2 separate regions of the Homo sapiens genome follow, and region 2 is linked to region 1. The links are chromatin contacts, found by Hi-C or POLR2A ChIA-PET in ENCODE. All regions are on one chromosome and are shown on one strand. Each heading gives the region's core, a stretch centred on a gene start or an enhancer-like site at or near the end of the contact. The rest is flanking DNA. Distances are from core to core; before and after follow the strand shown. Region 1 holds the start of SOX30 (SRY-box transcription factor 30). Region 2 overlaps ADAM19 (ADAM metallopeptidase domain 19).

What was found. A loop is a pair of places that touch in the nucleus more often than their neighbours do. ChIA-PET counts read pairs that join two places held with the same protein, here RNA polymerase II (POLR2A). Pooled maps may share reads with other maps.
Region 2: a loop to region 1 is called in a map of CD4-positive, alpha-beta T cell, with 2.0 times the contacts of the local background. The contact joins the enhancer-like site here to the promoter of SOX30 in region 1. A Hi-C loop is called at or near these places in 3 of 168 maps with a recorded cell type or tissue (CD4-positive, alpha-beta T cell, CD4-positive, alpha-beta memory T cell and PC-9), 1 of 37 single-sample maps with no recorded cell type and 8 of 50 pooled maps. POLR2A ChIA-PET finds 5 or more read pairs at or near these places in 5 of 52 experiments (B cell, CD4-positive, alpha-beta memory T cell, Caco-2 and 2 more).

The regions. Positions count from the first base shown.
Region 1 is chr5:157,646,978-157,654,251 of GRCh38, forward strand. SOX30 (SRY-box transcription factor 30) reads right to left here and starts at 5,461. Exons shown (of 5, transcript NM_178424.2): 1 at 4,135-5,461; 2 at 1,680-1,919. The coding sequence starts at 5,101. LOC105377675 (a long non-coding RNA gene) reads left to right here and starts at 4,829. Exons shown (of 3, transcript XR_941127.3): 1 at 4,829-5,355. RefSeq lists an enhancer at 5,104-5,398.
Region 2 is chr5:157,540,571-157,547,284 of GRCh38, forward strand. All of the region lies in intron 3 of ADAM19 (ADAM metallopeptidase domain 19), which reads right to left. Among named protein-coding and RNA genes, the nearest start is that of ADAM19, 32 kb to the right of the region's middle. RefSeq lists enhancers at 207-326, 467-566, 977-1,036, 1,197-1,306. Within about 2 kb of position 1,286, at least 25 of the 41 ENCODE cell types and tissues checked have a DNase peak (open chromatin) inside an H3K27ac peak, as active enhancers do; they include B cell and CD4-positive, alpha-beta T cell, where a contact is called at or near this core.

The sequences.
Region 1 (7,274 bases), core at 4,211-6,710:
ACTGTGTATTTTAACATACATATCCAAATAGCTCCTGACTAGTGGCCAATGTTATAACTCATCATTGAAAAGAAGAGGGTCAAATTTTTTTTTTTTTTTTTTGAGACGGAGTCTTGCACTGTTGCCCGGGCTGGAGTGCAATGGCACAATCTCGGCTCACTGCAACCTCCGCCTCCCAGGTTCATGTGATTCTCCTGCCTCAGCCTCCTGAGCAGCTGGGATTACAGGTGCATGCCACCACACCCGGCTAATTTTTTGTATTTTTAGTAGAGACGGGGTTTCTCCGTGTTGGCCAGACTGGTCTTGAACTCCTGACCTCGTGATCCGCCCGTCTCGGCCTCCCAAAGGCTGGGATTACAGGCGAGAGCCACTGCGCCTGGCCAAGGGTCAAATGTTTTATAACCAATGACACAGAATGAACCTGTAGTAGAGTCAACATCAAAACCGCTGTATTTGAATCCCAAAGCCTTTCCTCCACCTTATCAAATAATGCCTCACTATGACATTATTCATCTCATTTCCTCACTTTCTGTAAGTTACAATCATCTATATCTTACAATGCAATAGTCACTAATGATCAGTCACTATTTTTTTTGAGACAGAGTCTCACTCTGCCGCCCAGGCTGGAGTGCAGTGGCACGATCTCGGCTCACTGCAAGCTCCACCTCCTGGGTTCATGCCATTCTCCTGCCTGAGCCTCCCAAGTAGCTGGGACTACAGGTGCCCAACACCATGCCCAGCTAATTTTTTTATTTTTTTTTTTAGTAGAGATGGGGTTTCACTGTGTTAGCCAGGATGGTCTTGATCTCCTGACCTCGTGATCCACCCACCTTGGCCTCCCAAAGTGCTGGGATTACAGGTGTGAGCCACCGCGCCTGGCTGATCAGTCACTAATTTTGTGCCTAGTTCAAGAAGAGTCACTCTCCTAAACTCAGCAATCTCCAAGTCCACAAATAACTTAATTTCTTCCAAAGTCAGAACAGTGGAACTATGGCATTTGCAGCCACTGTGTAATCAGAACAATCACTGGTTCACTGTAGTTGCTGCCTCTGACCTTCATTACTAGAACCTCTCTGCCAATATTTCAGAAAATAATAAGTTTTGTCCCACCTTGCACAGACATGCTGGCCATGCACTGTGCATTTTCCAAGCTTAATCCCAATGTTCCCACTGCTAGGGAGAAATCGGACTCCTTTCACACTATATCATGACAGGGCTAAATCTATCAATCAGAAGGCAGGACTATGTTCTGACAATCATATGTTAAAATGGAATATGGTGACAATCCCTGCATTCTCATTAAGCGTAGACTGCATTTTTTTTCTGTTGCTATCATTTTAACACTTCTATAGTTTACTTGCAAAATTATAGCCTAAAGCTTTCAAGATGTACTTTCATTAAACTTACATCTATCTAAATCAAAACCACAATAAAACTGCGTGTCCTCTGATTTGTATGAGTTGGTGAATATGAAATCAGATATCCCTTTGCTTGGTTCTATTTAAGGAAACTCATGCCCAGTGTCATTTCAATCATTGTTATAATATTAGTCATTATTCTCTTTATTGTACATATCAGAAAAAAATTATATATTTTTGTCTTTCAATCTCAACCTACCCTAATCTTTAACTAAATAAATTCATTTAAAAGAAGTAAGAGGCATTATTTAATTTGATTACCAGGAAATTCCTCTCTGTGCTTTTCCTTAATCTTTTGTGCTTCATCGTAATAGGGTTTCTTTTGTTCTTCACTAAGTTTGTTCCACTCTAACCCAAGCTGGACACTGATTTCTGCATTGTTGGCTGCTGGGTTAGCTTTGGCTAGTGCTGGTCGGTGGATCCTTGCCCAAACCATAAATGCGTTCATGGGTCGCTTCACATGACCATTTCTGTCCTTACTGAAGGGAGTATCTGGTATGCCTACATGACAAAAATTAAAAGGCTAAATTAATGTGCCATACACACACACACACACAATTTTAAGGTAAAGTGCACCTCCGTCTATACTTATTTTTGAAATATCTGGAGGAAATATACACTTCAATATAACCAAAAAAACCTGCCAGTATTCCACAATTCCTTACATCCCCTGAACTCATCATTCTGAACTGTAGTTTAGAATGACTCCTTTTCCTCAAAGAGGATAATATTGTTGAAGATAACTGTGGCAATAATCATGTTGAAGAGAGTAAATTGTTGGCTTATTACTTCTTTGATCTGTATTATTAGTACCTCTAACAATAATTAACATTTATTTATTTACTACTAAAAATATTCTACCATTAAGGAACAGGAACCATGCATGACTTACTCGTGACTATAATCTTAGCTAGGTAGAGGTTCTCTAAACATTCACAGGAACTCATCTACATGCTGCTCTTGTGTCCTTTCAAGCAAAACTATTTATAATATTGTAATACTATATTAGTTGTATTTCACTACGAAGGTGAAGCTCTTACCAAGTGGAATCATCAACACTAGTCCTGTGTCCTGGGAGAAAAATGAAAGAAAACAATAAAAATAATTTTTTGGGCCAGGTACGGTGGCTCACGCCTGTAATCCCAGCACTTTGGGAGGCCAAGGCAGGTGGATCACGCGAGGTCAGGAGTTTGAGACCAGCCTGGCCAACATGATGAAACCCCATCTCTACTGAAAATACAAAAATTAGCCAGGCGTGGTTGCTCATGCCTGTAGTCCCAGCTACCTAGGAGGCTGAGGCAGGAGAATCGCTTGAACCCAGGAGGTGGAGGTTGCAGCGAGCTGAGATCACGCCACGGTACTCCAGACTGGGCAACAGAGTGAGACTCAGTCTCAAAAAAATAATTTTTTGAAAGTCACAGAAGGCAGGTAAAATGGCTCACACTTGCTTCTGACCTTCATTCCTAGAACCTCTCTGCCAATATTTCAGAAAAAAAATGACAGAAAATAATAAAAGTAATTTTTTTGAAAGTCAGAGAAGGCAGCCACAATGGCTCACACCTGTAACCTCAGTACTTTGGGAGGCCAAGGCGGAGGACTGCTTCATCCCAGGAGTTCGAGACCAGCATCTCTTTTTCATAAAATAAAATTTAAAAAAAGAAAGTCACAGAGCCAGTTGAAATTTCAACAAAGGAAGTTATCTAAATTCACATCTCTCATGTATTTTATCAAAAATAACTGTCCATAAATTTATTATATTATTTTAGGATTACTTCATATATTAAAAATTTCTTAAAAACACTAAAGATGAAATAAGTAGTATAAAGAAAGCTTTCCCTTTCTTTCCTTTAGAAAACAAAAATAAAATCTAAAAACTACTAAAGATAAAAGCAACAGGGTGGAGTGGAGAGGAAGAATCAACACAGAAAATTAAAAAAACAATAAAACATAAAGTTAATAAAAATATGAACCAAAGATTAATATGACTTTCCAAGATGTTCATTGGCAAAGTGTTCTGTGTGAACTAAATCTTAAAATAAGAATTTGCTAACTATATATCTGGAAATACTGAATAGAAATAAAAACATTATTTGTACTTGTTACTGCTGCAACTAGTCATTTCTTTAAAAATAATATTTATGGCTCATTCTACTGTATTCTTTTCAATATTTCTATAAGTCATTACCTTTCAGAGGAATAAACCCTAAAATATTACATTGAATCACGTATTGTTTTCTGCTAGAATATTTATTATTCATTTTTAAAGATAGCCTCTATAATCGGTATAAACTTTCCTGTTTAATTATAATCACTTTTTTCATTCAACACCATTATTTCTTCTATTTCTTGATACATATAAAAGTACTGAGCTGTTATACTACAATATTTTTAATCTTGATTATTTGTAGCATATAAACTGAGGGCTATGCGCTGTCTAGCAAGAATATTTCTATTTTTGTGTACAAAAATTAGTCCTATCTAAATACTGGGCCTTAAAATCGATTTTTTAAAAAATACTTGAGAATCTTGAAGGCATTCGTGTATTTTACTGCTATATGTACAAGTCGATCAGAAGTGATACCTGTGCAGACTCTGCCCTGAAAACAATCAGTTCCATTACTTTACTTTTGTAGTTTAGACTTGGGAACTGCTGACAAAACAGCTATGGGCAACACAGACGCAGTTTTGAAAACCCGACTCCCCTGCTGTCTAATACCTGCATCTGAGGGCAACACGGTGAGCGGGACATCTTTGGTTTCAATTTTTACAGAAGGCTCCAGTAGGGACTGCATTTTAGTAGGCACTGGTGTCAGGGGGACCTTGGTCAATCTTATCAGCTCTGAAGGCGGAGCTCCCTGAAACTGGATCCGGGCCCCAGGGGGGACCGTGTGGAGCGTCAAAGGGATCCTAAGGTCTTGCTGGTGCGGCCCAAAGGCACCGGACGTTGGGGCCAAGATGACCTCCGCGCTGCCATGAACCAGGCCATTGGACGCGGGCTCCGCGCCGAGCCTGCAGTCCTCGAGGAGTCTCTCGGGTTCCTCCGTTTTGATCACACCTTCTCGGATGGCTGCCGGGCTTTTGCCTGCCCCGCCTTGCATCGAGTCTCTCATGACCTCCTCCGCCTCCAGCTTGCCCTTCTCGTCCCCTCGGAAGTAGCCGAGGGCCGGCCCGGGGCCTTCCAACTTGACCACCCTGGAGGCTCTAGGACCGGTTTCGACGGCCCCTCGAGGCCCCACTGACTGATCCAGGCTGGGCCCCAGCTTCTGCTTCTTGGCCTTGACATGCAGCGCCAGGGGCTGCACCGGGTGCAACTCGGGCCTGGAGGTGGCGCCGTCTGACGCTGTCGGCGGCTGCAGGAGCCGCAGGTCGGGCCTGAACTGCAACAGCCGCGCCTGCGCGGACGAGGCAGCGGCTTCCTCGTTCTGGGCCTGAGGCTGTGGTAGCAGCAACACCTGCTCTGGCTTCACCTGCAGCAGCCGCCGCACCGCGGGCTGTAAGCCGGACGCCACTGCCTCCCCGCACGACGAGGCCAAGGTCGCACTGGCTGCCGCGCTCAGTGTGGGAGACGACGGAGGGGGCTCCATGGCTGCTGCCCAAAAGGAGGTGCCCTCGACCGGCAGCGGGGGCGGAGCGGGACGCAACGGGCGCGGCTGAGGCGGCGGCTCGGGTCTGGCTCTCTCCATGGGGGAGGGGGACGCCCCGGCCAGGATTGTGAGCTCAGCCGTTTGTTGGCGACCTTCCCCCTCCCCCTTTCGGTTAAGAGCCTTGCAAGGCCTTTGCTACCCAGAACCCTACGCGGTTCAAAACGCAGCTGTCTGTCTGGGCCTCACCCAATCACAACGACCGATACCCGTGGACGGCCAATCACAGGCGGGTTTTCCGGCTCTTCCTGGTCCCTACTCTCGCCTCGTGCTGAGTCCTCGAATCACCTGCCATGGTAGGAGCCGCCGCACTTGTTGCACATTTTCGTTCTGACTCTCTTGTGGAGTTCTCTTACAGCCGTTGTCTTTAGTCATCCCTCCCCCACCCGGAGCTGCGACAATGGCGTTGCCCAGGAAACGTTGCGCTTCCAGGCCGCTGACATCCAGGGAATGAAGTCTTGCGTCACAAGGGGAGCGACGGCCTTGTGCACGCGCTCTGTGCGGCCTGAGTAATCTGTCGGCCCTGAGTACCACCAGGGCTTTTGAATCTTTGCCAAGGGAGAATGGGGAAGATTTTGCAACTTATCAATAACCTATTAGCTAATGTTGCTGGGGAGGATCTTCGACTTTGTGTGATTATTGTGCTAAAGTTTCAATTAATCACCAGGCCCTGTGGCCCTACTTCCAAAATACTATACATCCCAAATTCATCCACTGTTTTGTGTCTCTACCTGCCATTATCCTGTTCCAGGCTCCCAGCATCTTTCACTGGGATACTGCCGTAACCCTGTAAATAGTCTCCCTGCTTGTCACCCTTGCCCCACTACACTCCAGCTGCCAGTGATCTTTCGAAAACGCAAATCTAAGGTTGTCACACTTTTCCTAAACTTTCCATGGCTCCCCACTGATAATGTAATGAAAGTCTAAAATTCTTAGCAAAGCCTTAAAAATCCCCCAGTGGCTTGGGATCTAACCTCCTACTACTGCTACTATTAGATTGGTGCAAAAGTAATTGTGGTTTTTGCCATTAAATAGTTATTGAGTCTTTGGGTTTCAGCCACATTGGCCCCATCATCATTCTCTTTCTACTGCAGGGTGTTTAAACATGCTCAGCATGCTACTCTTTCCTTTGTGTCTCCTTAATTCCTCCTGCACATTTTTCATATTGCAGCTCAACTGGGACTTCTTCAGAGAAGCTTTTACTGACTCTGAAAATCAGATAAAATCTTGGTCTACTTATACCTCTATCACTTGGTTTGCTTACCACAATTTGTAATTAGAATTTTCATGTGATGATTCCACTGCCTCTCCCACTTTAGACTATAAAGTCCTTGAAGGCAGAACAGTTTGTGTTTTGCCCATCACTGAATCCACAATGCAGACCATTGAGCCTGGCATATAGTACTCAATAAATACTTGTTGAATAAATAAATGAATAGCGACTGTGATAGGGTAATAATAAAATAGTAATAATCACTACCTGTGTTAAGGGCTTACTCTTATGCTAGACACTGTTCCAAATCCTTTCCATGTTTATGTTTCTCCTTTTAGTAGGATTGTGTTTATTTCCATTAAACATCACCAAGAAAAACAAAAAGAAATCCTGTATTAACATTTGCTGCATTTCTAAATGACATTCTGGCCAAAAACTATAGTTTATCTTGACGTAGATGATTTTTGCAATCAAGACAAGTTATCACTCAAAGACCACTCCAATTTATTGTCCAATCCTCTGGTAACAAATGTGGTCAGTAGGAGTTCTTATACCTGGCAGATAGACAAGGGCAATGGTTTTCAAACTTTTATCTCAAGAACTCATTATACCCATAAAAACTATTGAAGATCCTGGGCTGGGCGTGGTGGCTCACTCCTGTAATCCCAGCACTTTGGGAGGCTGAGGCAGGCGGATCACTTGAGGTCAGGAGTTCGAGACCAGCCTGGCCAACATGGTGGAACCTCGTCTCTACTAAAAATAAAAAATTAGTTGGGCATGGTGGCACATGCCTGTAATTCCAGCTACTCGGGAGGCTGAGGCAGGAGAATCGCTTGAACCTGGGAGGCAGAGGTTGCAGGAGCCGAGATCGTGCCACTGCACTCCAGCCTGGGCAACAGAGCAAGACCCTGTCTCAAAAAAAAAAAAAAAAACTATTGAAGATCCCAAAAAAGCTTTTGTTCATGTGGATTTCATCTATCAATATTTACCATGTTGTAAATA
Region 2 (6,714 bases), core at 36-2,535, 110 kb before region 1:
TGAGCTCCCCAAAAACAGGGACCTTGTGTCTTTGAAGTCTTCTCCCCGGCCCCCAGCACCTAGCAAGCAGGCAGTACATGTGCATTCTGTGAATGAGTGAATAAACTCGCAAACGAATGAATGAACCTTTTATCTCGTGTAGGAATCTGCCAAATGGCTATTCACCACTGGACACCTCCAGGGAGAGGCTACTCCTGAGACTACCCACTCCATTTCTGACCACATACAGTAGTTTAATGTTTTACTCCGGATTAAAAACTACACCTCTGTCACTGGCACCCACAGGCCTTCATTCTGGCCTCTGAATCTACATAAAACAATCCGCTTTCATTTTCCACCTAATCACCCTTTCTGAAGCAGCAATATCAGCATCATCTAGAAACTAGTTAAAAATGCAAATTGCCAGGCTCCACCCAGACTCATGAATCAGACAGAAACTCTAGGGTTAGGGCCAGCCATCTGTTTGAACAACTCTGCAGCTCCCCCAAGCTAGGTCCACATACGCCCATGTGTCCAGGTGCTGCTCTCAGAACCAAAGGACGCTGCTGTCCCACAGAGAGGAGGGCACATGGTCACTGAGCAGCCCGGCCCAGCCCAGCTGCCCCATTCTCTGACCACATCTTGTTCTCATCTCCTCCCTGACGAGGGGCTGGCTCAGCAGACCGGCAGGAAGCCGTCTCTCACCATTGGATTGCATTAGGATTTTCAGGAAACGACTTGTGAGTGATGTGCATCCAGGAAGAGAAAGGACTGTGCAAGATTTCCCATTCCGCCCACTCCTTTTTTCTAGCTTTAAAAGAAAAGCAATTTCTGTTCTACCCTGCTGCCCCCTGCTCTGTCTGCTCTGTGCTCAGGAGCCCACGGACAGGCAGAAATCAGTAGGACACTCTGCCATGTCTCGGCACCATCATAATAATAGCCAGCACTAGAGTTGAGCAAAATCTGGGTCATTTAGATTCCAAAGTCCCTGAGCAAAACCTGCATCTTCAGACTCCCACCTAGGAAAATAAGCTACCCCCAAATACCGGACATAAAACATTAGGTCACTCTCTAGGGAAGAAGAACTGGAACCTGTACAAGCAGCCAGGCCCTGAAAGTACACTGCAGCCTGAAAACAGCTCAGACCCGTCTTTCCTAAGGCTCAGAAGCTTCAAACTCAGGACAATTCCTTTAAGTTCTATTTATCGTCAGACAAATTTCAAATGCCTCTCTAGGCTAAACCACCCTCTAGAGAGGAAGGAGCAGTGACACTAAAATGAATTTGCAAAACATCTTCTGGGAGCTCAAACCTTCTTCCTCCTGCTTCAGATAAGCAAACCAGTGAAGATAAAGTGATAACAATTTCCCATTTACCTTGAAAAACACCCTCTGCAGACGAGCTCAGCATAGGCGAGCATCACTCTGCTCATCTCAGTAGCAAGTTTTGCTGACACCTCCTTTCTCTGGGCCTTTCTCTATCTAATTCTTCCAAGAGTCTCCAGGCATTTATACCCTGATGATGCCTTGGGAGGTCCACTTTTCTGGTCTCTCTTATTTCACCTGGAGGGTCTTCATCCTGCCTATGTTAGTAATAATGTTCTCACCATGCGACTTAGCCCAACAACTGCACAACACCTGGAAAGACTGTTCAAAAATACACAATCCCCTCCCTTTTCTAGGGAAGGATTAAGAAATCTGTATTTTTAATAGTTTTTTTTTTTTCAGGTGATTTATGTTTTCGGGTTCTGGGAATTATTCTACTCCATTTGAGCAATTTTAACATTTTTAATTCTTTTTTTTATTTCTAGCCTCCTAATCACCTTCCAAAAGTCTAAAGATGGTGCTAACCCAGCATAGAGGGAAAGTCGGAATGCTTTGGTTTAAGCAGCAGCTGCACTAGGCAACTGCCCTTCCAAAGCCTGGAAATGAAGCAAAAGATGACTATGGTTCCTCTCAATGTCACACAAGCGTACAGCCAGGGCTGGGTGCAATGGCTCACGCCTCTAATCCCAGGACTTTGGGAGGCCGAGGCAGGTGGATCACACGAGGCCAGGAGTTCCAGACCAGCCTGGACAACAGGGCGAAAGCCCGTCTCTACAAAAAAAAATAGCCAGGTGTGGTGGCGCGCACCTGTAATCCCAGCTACTCAGGAGGCTGAGGCAGGAGAATCGCTTGAACTCGGGAGGCGGAAGCTGCAGTAAGCTGACATTGCACCACTGCACTCCAGCCTGAGTGACAGAGCCAGATTCTGTCTCAAAACATTAAATTAAAAAACACTAAGGGAGCACAGCCAAGCCTTAGACTCTCAGAGGCCTGTCTACGGTTCTCTGGACTTTATGGGAAGAGTGTGGCTTTGAAAGATGTACTATTTACAATTAATTAGGACAGCCCTTGTTCCACTCTGTAAAATCAGATGTTAACTTGTAAAAACTTAATAAGATACAACAGAAATGCAAATATTTCCATCTAGTAGAAAAGATAACCCCAAAGGTTATGATTTTACAGCCCCTAGGATATTAACTAGTTTTGTGTCTAATTTAGCAATCTTATCTCAGCATTCCTTTTTTCACTATTAAATACACACACACCGCCACACAAATACGTCTTAGTTTCCCTTATCCAATTTTAAACCAGTTTTATCATCTTGCTGGTTAGCCCATTAATTAGATAAATAAAACTTCGAGAAGTGCTCACTATGTATTTGTATAAAAATTGTTTTCACGTGAGCCACATAAACCCCCTCCATTTTCTAGACTGCAAAATGAACAGACTAATAATCACCATCAGTATCACAGCGATGCTGAGGATCAAATGAGAAAATACATTCAAATCCTAGCTCTTATAAGTCGTGTGAATTCAGACTGGTCAGTAACTTCTCCGTGCCTATGGTTTCTCATCATAAAATGAGGAGAATGACAAAATCTACTTCACAGTGCCCCTGTAAGATGTTAGAATAGTGCCTGGCATATAGGAAGATCATATGAACAAATGTGAAAGAATTATTTGTAAAGTAGAAAGTATTTGTGCTTTACAAATATTGCTATCATTTTCTCCAGCACTAGCTATATATACACGTGGCAAAATCTTGATCATTGTTAAATCTAGGTAATGGGCATCTGAGGTTTATAATACTAGTCTCTCTCCTTCTGGGTTTGTAAATTTTGACAATATTTTTTAACTGGCTAGGTGATACGGTGCAAGTCACAAACTACTCAGCCTCAGTTTCCCTTTCTATCAAGCAGAAATGGCAATGCCCAGGACAGACAGGTACTGGAAAGTGTCTCTGAAAAGCAGAGTGCTATTCTAATGTCATGGCCTGCACTAGTCTAGATTTGGGACAAAATAAATTCAGTGAGTATTGTTTTGTTTTCTAAGATGCTGAAAGAAAAGCAGGGAAGAGACAGCCAGAGCTGCTTCAGAACCAAGATTTCTACATCAGTACTCATTCCACCTCTGACTCCAAAGGAATGGAAACAAACCAACGTGCCAAAGGCATGGCCCTAAAGCCAAATAAGGGACTGATGAGTCCAGGGGGCTGCAAGCAGACACATTCCTTTATGAGGGAACAGAAAGGCGAAGGAAGGGGGAACTTTGGAGGTTGCTCCTAGAGTAAAAAATTGGGACCTCCTCCTATCCCAGGGACTCCCTTGAATAAGCACCATCGTTGCCAGAGGACCAGCTTTGGAAGCAACACTCCGAAGGCAAAAATGGCGCCATCCAGAAGCCTGGCAAAAGGCCAATGCTACTCAGTATGTTTTCTTTAACTTCCTATTAAGGAAGTTTCCAAACAATGCGTTAAGTCAACACTCCCTTTCACCAACCACTTCCCACGACATCTTCTCCCAGTCCGCACAAGACCTGGCACCCTTCCGACCAGTTTCTGGTCCTGTGTTTTGCTTTTACATTATATACCAAAGGATGTTTGGATGAGCACCACTGACTCCTTTGGCCAGCAGGGTCTTTACTTAATCCTCTTCAGGCCTCCCTCGTGGCTGCCTCTGTGAAGATGGGTAACCTCTCTGCACAAATAGAGCTGACTTCTTGAGATCAGACAACTTAACTGGCAGGGACCTGCGGGGCCCTCAAAATGGCTCACCCAAGAAGAGTTCACAAATTTGTTTTCCAGTGTCCCGAATAGCCCATTATGTGTATTTGTTGGAATTAGATAAGAACAGTTCGGGGAAATGAGGTGCTACCTTTAGAATTTCTGAGAAAAATCTAAAAGCGAAAATGGTGAGTAGGAACAACTTCTCTAGCAACCAGTTTTTGGTAAATAACCACAGTGTTGATCAGATTAGCCGATACCACAGAAAACCTGAAGGGAAAGACGAATGTAAGAGGGTATGAGGAAACTGCCATATCATAAAGAAAAACGGTGTGGATAAGACACAGGGGAAATGAAGAGAAGGACCCTCTGAGATCACTGGAGCTGTGAGAATATGCTTAGAAAAAAGGGAATAAGCGGACCACTCCCTGAAACTAACAAACAAACATAAAACAGGTAGGTGAGGACCACAAACCAGCCTGCTAAATGTAGGTGCTTAGCCCTTTTTAAGCTCTGATTAAATATCCCAGTAACTTTCATAAACTTGCCCAATGTTTCTTAGCATACTAAGACACAGACCGCACCCAAAGCATAAGTCAAGGATGTCAGAACTTGGAAAGCCCTCATAGATCATAGTGGATACCTATTGTCAGAGCCTGCCCAGCATCCATGCCACCTTCTTGAGATAAACAGTGGCCCAACTTGCATTTAAAGAAATACTCCCCTCTCGTTGCATTGCTGACTAGGGCACCTGGAGTTGGTCAAGATCCCTGCCCTTGCCTGGCCAAATGAATGCTTCATGATATGCCTGGACAGTCAGATCTCATCTCAGAATTTCAAGATGATAGTACATGAAGGGACCGTCTATTCATTCTAGGATCTCAACCTTTCCAAACCTTAGTTTTTCAACTTTTCCCTCATTCTATGCGTTGCCCCATATCCTTTCCAAAAAGATTGTTTAGGAGAAGCGAGGGTTAGTGTGTAAGTTACAGAGTCTACCGCAATGAAACATTATTTATATACCACCCTCTCTGCCCAACCCTGACCTCCACTTTTACAGATGAAGAATCTGAAAAAAAGCAAAAGCAACTTGCCCAGCATCACACAGTTTTTGTTTCTAAACCCATCATTTCAATAAACTAGAGTAAGCTAAATGTCAGTGGTAGACAAGCCAAGAGTTGGGCCATCCAGACACACCCAGTAGGCAGAGAGAAAGGCTCTTCATGCAATCTCATGAATAACTGCATATTAAGCAGTGTAATGTGGTACAAACTGCAGGCCACCTGGCATCAGGAGGCCAGAGTTTCTCACAGCTTGATTTCGTCACTATTTGCTGGGGGTCCTTGATCAAGACGCAGCACCTTTCTGAGCATCAGGCCTTGCAGGCCCTGCACCTGCAAGTCCACTTGCACCCTCCACAAACATGTATGGAGGTCCGTGATGTGCAGGCACTATGCTAGGGGATGGGGCTTCAGCAGCCAGTGAGGCAGGCCTAGGTTTCCTGCCCCTCTCCTGGCTTGGCACCTGCAGCTCCCAAGTGCTTGGCAAATGCTGACACCATGCAGAGGGCAGGTGTCACTGTCTGGTCCCCAGAAGGCACTGTTTCACAGCTCATCTTCCTTCCTGGAACAGCTGCAAACCAGTGTGGTAACCAATTTCTAGTTTCTCCTAAAAAGCTGTCTACACAGTTATGGAGAAGGGATGTATATGTGCACGCACACGTGTGTGCATGCATGTGTGCGTGTTGAGAGCAGAGAGCAAGGCCAGTCTAGGGATCAGGAATTAAGGATACTCACTCAACATGGCTGCCCTCCTTCTCCAAACCCATATTCCTATCACCATATCCCTGAGAGGCCAGTTTGACCTTTGCATTCTTACCCAAGCCCCAAATCTAGCATCAGTGAGTCAAGAGATAAAGAGCTTCTAGAATACAAAGAGCCTGACATTCCTTCCAACACTTAGATCACTCTTTTCCCCAGCACTCCAGTCTCCCTCCAAAGGAGTCCCTTTCCATGACTTGCCCTTCCCTTCTCCAGAAGGGGGGCCTTGGAAAAAGAAACCATGCTTGATATAATGCAGCCATTATAGCTCCTTGGCCCTTCTGGCCCTCTCCCCGGGGAGACTGATGCAAGAGGAGAAAACGTGGAGACTGCCAGTTTTCTGCAAGGAGGAAAGGGGGGAAGTGAGACACATGGGAGCCATGGAAGAGGCTGGAAAAGAGCCACAAGTACAGAAGTCATAAAGACCCCATTTCTCCTTCAACCGGCTGAGGAAAGTCCGGCCCAGCTCCACCTACTCAATGATATCATTGTTTTCAACAAAAGCCGGTTTCAGAATCCCTAGAGAGGTCCCCAATGAAGCCTCAGCTGCTGGAATGGGCAGAGGTCTCACCAGTTCCTAAGAGACCAAGTGCTTAGAATTTTAGATAAGGAGGAGAAAACAGAGAAAACCAGGGGAGGCACAGATTTTGCTTCTGCTGGGCCTGTCAGCGTTATGGAAAGAGTACAGGACACTGCTTTTCACACAGGTTTTATTATTGCATCCCCATGATGATCCTGCCAAGGTGGTGACTAGGAATTATTACCTAGTCTAATTAGTCCATTGAGTCTAATTACCTATCTAATGAGAAACCTAAAGATCCAAGGAAAGAGGTGGCTTGTCCAAGGTCCCACCACAAGCTAAGGAAAACT